Linked DNA regions of Homo sapiens: region 2 is linked to region 1. Evidence: read pairs that join two places in POLR2A ChIA-PET (ENCODE). Cell type or tissue: Panc1. All regions are shown on one strand.

What was found. Peaks named below come from ENCODE experiments on the same cell type or tissue, not always from the same donor. Only the 100,000 strongest peaks of a DNase experiment are listed, where the experiment ranks them.
Region 2: POLR2A ChIA-PET joins it to region 1 with 7 read pairs; 2 of 35 experiments call an interaction of 5 or more read pairs at or near these places.

The regions. Positions count from the first base shown.
Region 1 is chr17:61,072,168-61,077,167 of GRCh38, reverse strand. BCAS3 (BCAS3 microtubule associated cell migration factor) reads right to left here. Exons shown (of 24, transcript NM_017679.5): 20 at 2,148-2,248. The region is part of intron 2 of BCAS3-AS1 (BCAS3 antisense RNA 1); the gene reads left to right. Among named protein-coding and RNA genes, the nearest start is that of BCAS3-AS1, 61 kb to the left of the region's middle. In Panc1, no CTCF peak of the experiment used is centred here; no DNase peak of the experiment used is centred here; H3K27ac peaks cover 480 bases.
Region 2 is chr17:61,231,057-61,236,056 of GRCh38, reverse strand. All of the region lies in intron 22 of BCAS3 (BCAS3 microtubule associated cell migration factor), which reads right to left. Among named protein-coding and RNA genes, the nearest start is that of BCAS3-AS1, 98 kb to the right of the region's middle. In Panc1, no CTCF peak of the experiment used is centred here; no DNase peak of the experiment used is centred here; H3K27ac peaks cover 4,804 bases.

The DNA.
Region 1 (5,000 bases):
ATATATATTACATGATTTTTTTTTTTTTTTACAAATAATCAACTCGAATGAGAGACTAAATATACAAACTAGTTTAAATGTCTTGTCAATGGTACATTCATGCCTGTGCAAATACTTTATGTAATTGACTTCCCACATGCCTTATTTTTGTCCTGAGTTCTTTTATATTTAATCACATTTCTCTGATTGTGGTGATTAATTCTTAACAAAACATAACTGAAAAGGTTCACAGAGTGTAGCCCTGTGTGAGTCCAAAAGGGCAAAAGCATCATGGTCTTTGGAACAATATTCACATTCCTACTAATCACAGGGAGAAAAATGCTCAGATTGAGGACAGTGATTTCTGATTCAAGTAGTTGTATTCAGCAATGTAAATTAGGCCACAGATAAAGCATTCTGTGTACTTTAAGCTCAAAACCATCAGTGTCACAGAGCCCAGAGGTAAACAGATGCCTGTTCAATTTCACCGAGGCGATGGCCAGATGTTCCTATTCACTCTCCTGTTGTGTGCCGGACAAACACATTGTATATACTTTCACACTGACAGCACACATTACCCCTTTTTCTAATTGAAAAGTTGAAGTGAAGGACAGTGGTTTCTCTGCCAGCATTCCTTGGACAACATTTTGATTTTGGAAAAAACACACATTTGGGGTTTACTTTATCTTCCTAACATTAAGAAAGGATGGACCGCCACATGCCAGGAACTGAAGAATCAACTTCCTTCAAGGAACTTCCTGTGAATATTTTTGGTGTGATGAAATAAATACATGTTACCTAGACACTGCTTGATTTTCCAGTTTACTTTACTTTTGATTTTCCAGACTTTAGTTTTCAGGCTACCCTCCTTGAGAAAGAAATGAAACTACAAATGGCCTCCACATTTTTGAGGCACCTGTCCGATGAAAAGCTGTCAGATTGGTAACCTGAGATAGGTCATTAGCTTCATAAAATGATGTCAGACTTGAGGCAGACATAACAGCATTTGTAATGAAGTCATTTGTAATCCCATCATTTTGACATCTGCCCAAGTATCTTTTATTTCAAAGCCCTTGAGATGAAGACAGCTTCACCTGGCAAGGGGAGGGATGGTCAGTGAAGCTGTTGGAGACTGGGCATGGTGGCTCTTGCCTGTAATCCCAGCACTTTGGGAGGCCAACACAGGAGGATTGCTTGAGCCCAGGAGTTCAAGACCAGCCTAAGCAACATAGGGAGATCCTGTCTCTACATTAAAAAACAAACAAAAAAAACAAATTAGCCAGCATGGTGATGCGTGCCTGCAGTCCCAGCAATGTTGTAGGGCTGGCTTAGAGACCACTAAAAGCAGCATTACATGGGCTTAGGAAAGGAAACCAAGGCACCATCAGAATTTCTGCAGGGTGGAATGTTATATTTCCAATAATGAAAGTATGAACTCAATCTTCGGAAAATGTTGGCTCCACAAAACAAATCCCAAAGATTGCTGAGTGGCTTCACTGTTTCATCAAGGTCAACTTTTATTTTAAACCTGATGAAAATGTGTTCCAAAGAGCCTATTTAAATTCCAAGCTCCTGGCTGGCCACAGTGGCTCACGTCTGTAATCCCAGCACTTTGGGAGGCCAAGAAGGGTGGATTGCTTGAAGTCAGGAGTTCAAGACCAACCTGGCCAACATGGCGAAACCCCTTCTCTACTAAAAATACAAAAATTAGCCAGGCATGGTGGTGCATGCCTGTAATCCCAGCTACTCAAGAAGCTGAGGCATGAGAATCGCTTGAAACCAGGAATTGGAGGTTGCAGTGAGCCAAGGTCGTGTCACTGCACTCCAGCTTGGGTGACAGAGCAAGACTCTGTCTCAAAAATTAATAAATTAATTGATTCCAAGGCCCTAAGGCTTTAAATGGATTGTGTGAAAAATACACAAATTTTATGCCATGTTTATGGAAGCTAACATATATATATATACACACACGTATAATGTATATATAATATGTATATGTACACCTGCAGCAATATTTGTGGAGTAATTTGTAATATGGAAAGACAACTAATTCTTGATAATCCAATAAAGAGTTACCAATTCTCCCCTTTTACCTCTAAGGAAAAGAATAAAAACAGTAAATTTCTGTTTTATTTTACTTTAATACTCTCAATATTTCAGAGTTTTACCTGGGAAAGCCATTCTTCATCTTCCTGTCCACTATGGTCAGAAGCTAAACTGTCGTAAGACCCATGTCGAGTAATGGGCCCAGGACTTCCAGGGGGAACCACTATAGGAGAAAGAAAATAGATTTAAACCACTTCATTCCATGCAGTGGAAAAACAGACGTGGGCACAACCATTTTGGATACTATGGTAATTTATAAGATAAAATATAATACTTTAAAGCAAAAAGGCAATTCAAACAATTATTGAACAAGTAAGAATGAAGTTCTTAGGAATAAGATACTTTAAAAAATATCTACAGAAATTTAGTAATGCCATCTTCTTGCAATAAAAGAAATAAACAACTAACTACATATGCTAATAGCAAAAGTACACTGAAGAGCAGCGACAAATCTATTCATTGGGGGATGACATTAGGATTCTTTAAAAGAGTTTATTTAGTAGCTTCATATAAATGCTAGGCATAAACATGCACACTTAATAGAAAAAATGCTTTCAGTCCTAAAAAAAATTCATTTATCCAGAGAAATACATCATCTTTCTTAGATACCTGAGTAGTTTTCATGATTCTTAAGTGGTATGACATAGTCAAATTACAACAGCCTACTTTTTCATTCAAATAGGAACATTTGCTTAGTAAAACAATACAATGATTCAAAAATATTTACTGAGTTCCTAATATGAACCAGATATTATCTCCTCAAAATCTTAGTCTCTTCTTTGGAAGCTACGACTCACTCACTCTGTCTGTCTCCATGTCTCTAAAGGTATTTTTTTCTTTTTTTCTTCTTTTTTTTTTTAACAGCAGTTTTAGGTTCACAGCAAAGTTGAGCTAAAGATACGGATATTTCCCATATAACCCCCCAACCTCATACATGATTGTATTTAATCTTTTTTTTTTTTTTTTTTTCTTAAGAGATAGGATCTTGCTGTGTTACACATGCTGGATTACAGTGGCATGATCATAGCTCACTGTAACCTCAAACTTCTGGGCTCAAACCATCTTCTCACCTCAGTCTAATAAGTAGCTGAGACTACAGGCATGAGCTACCAATGCCTGCCCAATATTTTCTTCCTTGTAGAGACAGGATCTCACAATGTTGACCAGGCTGGTGTCAAACTCCTGGCCTCAAGTGATCCTCTGGCTTTGGCTCTCAGAGTGCTGGGATTACAGGCATGAACCACCACGCCTGGCCTACCATTTTAATACTCAGAGAAATCAAGCAATGAAGTACTGGGAGGAACAGAGAAAAAGAGGGGAGGTAAGTAGAAAGAAAAGTAAGAAAGTAAGAGATGATCATTAAAGAAGTGTGGAAGAAATAGAAAAGAATGAGAAGCTGAAAACCCTCATAATTTCTACCACCAAAAGACATTTATATATACACATCAACATACAAAAATTTCCTTGAGTTAGATTCCTACATATGAAATCAGAGGATGTAAATATATAAATTTCTTAATATATGTTCCCAGAAAGAGTTATACACTTACCCAAGCAGTGAAAGAGAATGCCAACCTCACTGAGCTCTTGCTAGAACAAGGTAGTATTTTGAAAAACTGTATCTTAGTGAAACAGATACAAATAAAGTAGACAAAGCATAACCTAGGGCAAGATTTTAAAAGACACAGACTCACAAAAAGCTTATCTTAACTTGCTGCAAGAGGAGAAATGCTAATTCAGTGAATTACTCAGCAGAGGCATACACAGTATTAAAGTGTAAGATCTGCAGTAATCAAAACTTTTAGCTGCTAGTTCTTCAAAATCATAGTTCTACAGCCAAGCGGCATGGTGGCATTTGTACAAAACACAAATGATCACAAAAGCATACACCTACATTCTTGTGATGACAAATTATATCAAGAAGAAAAGAATATCACAATAACTATTATTTCAGCATTCTTTTGGAAATAATTGATATACATTGAAAGGCTGATAAGTAATGATATTTTCAAAAGGCTAAGTTATCTTCCCACCACTAAATTCTATATTAATTCTTAATACAGAAGAGAACAAGAGGATCCTTGAAATTCCCACCCCTTAAATACTAGTGAAAAATGTGAATATGGAAAATATGTAGAGGCTGGAAAGCAGATGAGGGCAGAGAAGATTTTAAAGAGGTGAGGTAATATGTTATGCAAATATCTGAAGGAGAGGTGTGACCAAGGGAATGTTAAGTACAAAGATTTTGAGATGTAAACATAAAGGGAATAAGTAACAGCTAGGAGGCCACTGTGGTTGGGTGGGATAAGCCATGTTGTGAGTGGAAGGTTAAGTCAGTAAGGCAAAGGAAGTAGGACCAGCAGATTACTGTGGGCTTTTCCTTTCTTCTTTTTTTTTTTTTTTTTTGGTAATAAAGCTCGAGTAATATGATGGAAAGCAATTAGCAATTTTTAAGTAGAAGTGAGTAACCATGCCTTACGTAACTAGCTAGTACCTAATGTGAATTTCTCCAAAAGTTTATGTTGTGTTTTATATATGCTGAGCCTAGACTAGTACGTGTCACAGAACAAGTACTCAATAAGTATTTACTGGGTGGTTGGAGTTTTGGATTCTGTACTAAGTAAGTAACGGCACTAGAATGGCTGGACACTTATTTATCCATCATCAAAATAGGGATAATATATTATAATGTCTGGGATTAGCTTCAAAATAACCCAGTGCAGGGATGAAGGTGGGAGGTAGAATTACAGATGAAAACAGGATTGGTCATTAGTTGATCATTGTTATAGCTGGCTGATAGGTACATGGAGGCTCACTATACTATTATTTTCTAGTTTTGTGTATGTTTGGAATTTTCCACAGTGAGAAGGGAGAAAGATCCTCTCTGCCCTCATTAACTTTCCAAAGGAAGTAAT
Region 2 (5,000 bases), 160 kb before region 1:
GATCCAGCTGCAATTGTAACATTCCAAGCTCACAAGGCACCAAGTTTTACTAACTATAATTTAACTGGTCCGACTGCTGCAGTCCAAATTCTTGTTTGGATAATCAGCCTTTGTTTGAGTATGTTCAAAAACAGCACAGGCTAGCATTCGCCTCTGGGTATGTCATGTGAGCTGATTACCCTGTGGCTCCCAGTAGCAGAAACTCCTAGACAAGAGGAGGATTATTTTCCTAGTATTACTGTTAAGCTAACATATAATCAGTCCTTTTCCCCCAGTCTCCACATCTCTTTTGCAGCCTCCCTAACCATTTTTTTCCCTTGTCTTTCTTTCTCCTTCTTCTCCTTTTTTTTTTTTTTAAACAATTCAAAAGTCTTCTTTCCAAGTTCAAACAAAGTTTAAAGGTGAAAAGGTCAAAAGCTTCATGGCTGGCGCTGTTTAGAAAGAGGTAGCACTAACGGGGGTCTCCAGCTCAGCATCCACTAAAGGCTCAGGAATCTCATATTTCACTGTACTTCTGTACTACGTAGTCACCTCACAATCTGTTTGGAATGAAATTAAGCCCTTGTTAATAAATTTGAACATAAGAGAATAATAACTCTACCTGCTAAACAAGCACATTCATGCATAAGCAACTCGAGTGGCTCAATCATCTGTCAAATATCGAAATTCTCAAAACTGTACATTTTCATTGAAGGTTACTTGTTTGAGATCTTCCCAGGCTGCCTGTCTGCAAGTCTTAGACTATAACTAGCCAAGAAGGATTCTGGAAACTACACTTATCCGGTCCTTCAGCCTTCACCTGGCCACTCTTTTCAAAGAGACCAAATGAGTTGACACATTTAAAGTGCTTAGGACAGGCGGGGGGCAGACAGCCAGGCGTGGTGGTTCACGCCTATAATCCCAGCACTTTGGAAGACCGAAGTGGGCGGATCATCTTAGGTCAGGAGTTTGAGACCAGCCCGGCCAATGTGGTGAAACCCTGTCTCTACTAAAATACAAAACTTAGCCAGGAGTGGTGGCGTGCGCCTATAGTCCCAGCTACTCGGGAGGCTGAGGAAGGAGAATTGCTTGAACCCAGGAGGTGGAAGTTGCAGTGAGCCGAGATCATGCCACTGCACTCCTCCCTGGGTGACAGAGCGAGACTCCGTCTCAATAAATAAATAAATAAGTAAATAAATAAAGTGCTTAGGACAAAGCCTAGTGCTTTGTGAGGAAATGTGAAGTTGAGAGAAAATGCGAAGCAGTACTATGATTTTTTTTTTTTTTTTTTTTTCTGGAAAAAGCCTGAGCCAGAGGGTATAGTTCTAACAGTCAGTGGGAAGACTGCTGGCTGGAAAAGGCCCTGGCGCAGGACAGGCAGGAATGACTAGCTATAGGTCCATGGGTTGGTGAAATGCTGCACAGTGGGAAATGAAGTGAGCTCTAAGCTGGTCTGGAACTGTAGGTGTTAATCTGCTTCTAGCAGCTCCTGAATTGCTAGAGGGAAGCCCACCAAAGGAGAAGGAAACTCCTCTCCCTGGGAGGGAGGTCTATTGATTTTGCAATTAACAACAGCAAAGAAACACATTCTGAAACTTTTCCTAGAAGGCTCAGAATTTAATCCTATACAACAGTTTAGTATTGAATCTGCAAGGTCTTGGCTGAGATGACAGGTGGAAAACAGAGTACTTCAGACCTGGCTCCAGTCAGAGAGAGGGACAGGAGTAATCAGGAGTAATCACTCTAGGCCAAAATTGCAACCTGCTCAGCAATGGTGTAGGAATGTAGGATTTGAGGAAGGAGAGGAAGGAAGAAGAGAGAGCTGTATCCTAGTACTCAGTGGGAAGCTTAGAAAGTGAGCACTAATGGTTGCAGATTTATCATTTACTTCCCCATTCTGCATTCTTGCTCCATGCATTCTGGGACAGAGGAAGGGGGTTTCTATTGTGAATTTCTGTAACTTCTAATAGTGCTATGTTTAGACCAGTACTAATCTTTAATATCAATGAATGGCACCCTCTACTAGCTTAAATCATTCTGCAATTTAGAACCACTTTTTTTGCTCCATGATGTGGGTACTAAGTGAAAAAAAAAAAAACCAAACCTGATATTAGTAATACTCAATTCACATTAATTAGAATAATGGATGGAATGCCACAGCTGGAAGACCTCTTAAAGAAAGCTCAACTAGACAGGAAAGAGCCTCAGGGGCCAGAACTGAAGCCAGAGAGAGATTCTCCCTGTGCCCTCCATTAACCAAAGCATCTCCTCTTGTATCTGTTTTATAGATTGGGGTCCTGCATAAAATTTTATTAGAAAAAGAGTTCTGTGCTTAGGAAGGTGAATTGAGAAGGGAGGTTTGACGAAGAGCTAGCCTAATCCATGCTTTCATTTTTAAGTAAAAGAAACATGAGACAGGAAGATTGTGACTTATCCAAGGTCCCTCAGTGAATCAGAGACAGGGTTAAGGCAAAAATACCTCTCCAGTCTTCAAGTTCGGTATATGCTTCATCTCCAAATCAAGTCTACTGGCTCCACCTTTCAGGGAAGCCCTTCATTTACTGTGTTTTGATCACAAGACAGCAACTTAAAAAGAAGCATTTCTTAGAAATATTTAGCACAATAACTCAAATTAACAATCATTTTTAGATCTGGACGATGAACCAATACAAGCTTAGTTGATTGGCATCTTTAGTTGTAGAATCACTTCTGCAAAAGCCATTAGCCACAGAGTGTTCTGGGCAGCTCAGATTTTACTACAAACCTGTAAAAGCCTGGGGTCCAAACTCTTCCCTGGGGCTCAAAGGTGTGAAGCTTCCTAAATGAAACTTGGGCATTCAGAACCTTCCCAATCAGCTCTAATCTTTATCACCTCCTTTCCATTATCCCTCAAAGAGTGTTGCTAGATAATATGGAGAGGAGTTTTTTAAAAAAGAAGTATTTTTAGCCCCTTTTTAAGTGGTAACAAAGTTTATCACCCTCCTACTCAAATTAGTCACACAGGTTAGTCCCAAGAGAGCGCAGTCTAGCTACAGATCACTGCAAAGGAATGACTTCATGGAGGCCCAAAACAAACACTTCGGCACATGGTTCCATCTGGAAATATAGTCAAATAGAAGCAAATTCCATGAAATTCCCAACTGATGCCGGCAACATAATTTTGCATCTTACAATACTAGCTCAAGGCTAATGCAGTAGCCTGCTAAATAGATAAGCAACTCTAAAAAGAAAATAGTTAACATAAAGAAAATAATTGAAATAGACAAAGAAAGTTGTTTTAATGGTGATAATAATTATTTCTAATACACACAGTCAGAAGGGTTGAAGAGGCCGACGAAGAGCAATGAGAAGAGAGATCAATCAAGACTACAATAGGATTTGCAAAGAATTTTCTACCATTGTGATTTTTTTTCCTCTTAAGAAAGAGAACACCGGTCCTGGATCCTCAGGATGAAACCCAGAGATGGGTTTTTGAAGATTTTCTTTACTCAAAAGAGGGTTCTCAAAGCAGGACTAGAACATGGACCATGAAGAAGGTTATATTCCAAGGGTCTGCCGAACTGCCATGAATACAACACATATTCCTACCTGGGACTCTGTTTCTCTGTATACAAAAGAAAAACAACCTCCCACCCTGCCAGATAATGATTTTGAGGAAAATTACTCCCCACCCCCCACCTTTTTTTTGGCCAAAATAAAACATTACAATCAGTATCTGTCATTACATGCAACACACGTCTATCCAGAATTAATTGCTTCTAAATTATCTGGGAAACAAAGCACACTACACAGATTAACATATAACCACTGACTTTGTGGAATGCTTTTAAACTCTCCTGATTTCTTTTTCTCTTTCTTTTTTTTTTTTTTTTTTTTTCGGAGTCTTTCACTGTCACCCAGGCTGGAGTGCAGTGGTGTGATCTCGGCTCACTGCAAGCTCTGCCTTCCGGGTTCACGCCATTCTCCTGCCTCAGTCTCCCGAGTAGCTGGGATTACAGGTGCCCACCATCACGCCTAGCTAATTTTTGTATTTTTAGTACAGACGGGGTTTCACCGTATTGGCCAGGCTGGTCTTGAACTCCTGACCTTGTGATCCACCCCCCTCGGCCTCCCAAAGTGCTGGGATTACAGGCATGAGCCACTGTGTCAGGCCTCTTTTCCTTCTTTCTTTGTTTCCTTCTTTCTCTTTCTTTTTTTTTTTTTTTTTTGAGACAGGGTCTCTTCCAGGCTTGAGTGCAGTGGTGCAATCATGGCTCACTGTAGCTTCGATCTCTCAGGCTCAAATGATCCTCCCACTTCAGCCCCCTGAGTAGCTGGGACTACAGGTGTGTGTCACCACACCTGGCTAATGGTAAAATTATTTTGTAGAGACGGTGTCTTGCTATGTTGCCCAGGCTGATCTCAAATTCCTGGGCTCAAGCTGTCTTCCTGCCTCATCCTCCTAAAGTGCTTACAGATGTGATTACAGGTATGAGCCACTGTCTCCAGCCTTGTCATTTCCTTTGAAGGTAGGATTCCTTAATGCCCAGCATGGTTTCTGCATTATGGATTTGGAACTTAAGAAAGGTATGGGTTAAAAACAGCTTTGTACTTCATGGTATGACTTTGAACAAATATCTGAAACTTCTAAAACCGGTTTCTTATCTGTAAAATGGAGATAAAGCAATAAAAAGACACTATCAAGAGAGTAAACAGGCAACCTAAAGAATGAGAGAAAATATTCTCAAACTATGCATCTGACAAAAATCTAATATCCAGAATCTATTTTCAGAAACTTAAATCAACAAGCAAAAAATTAAAAACACTAAAAAATGGGCAAAGGACATGAATAGACACTTCTCAAAACAAGACCTACAAGCAACCAACAAACACATGAAAAAATGCTCATCATCACTCTCATCTGAGAAATGCAAATCAAAAACCACAATCAGATATAATCTCACACCAGTCAGAACGGCTATTATTAAAAAGTCAGGTCAGGTACAGCAGCTCACACCTATAATCCCAGCACTTTGGGAGGC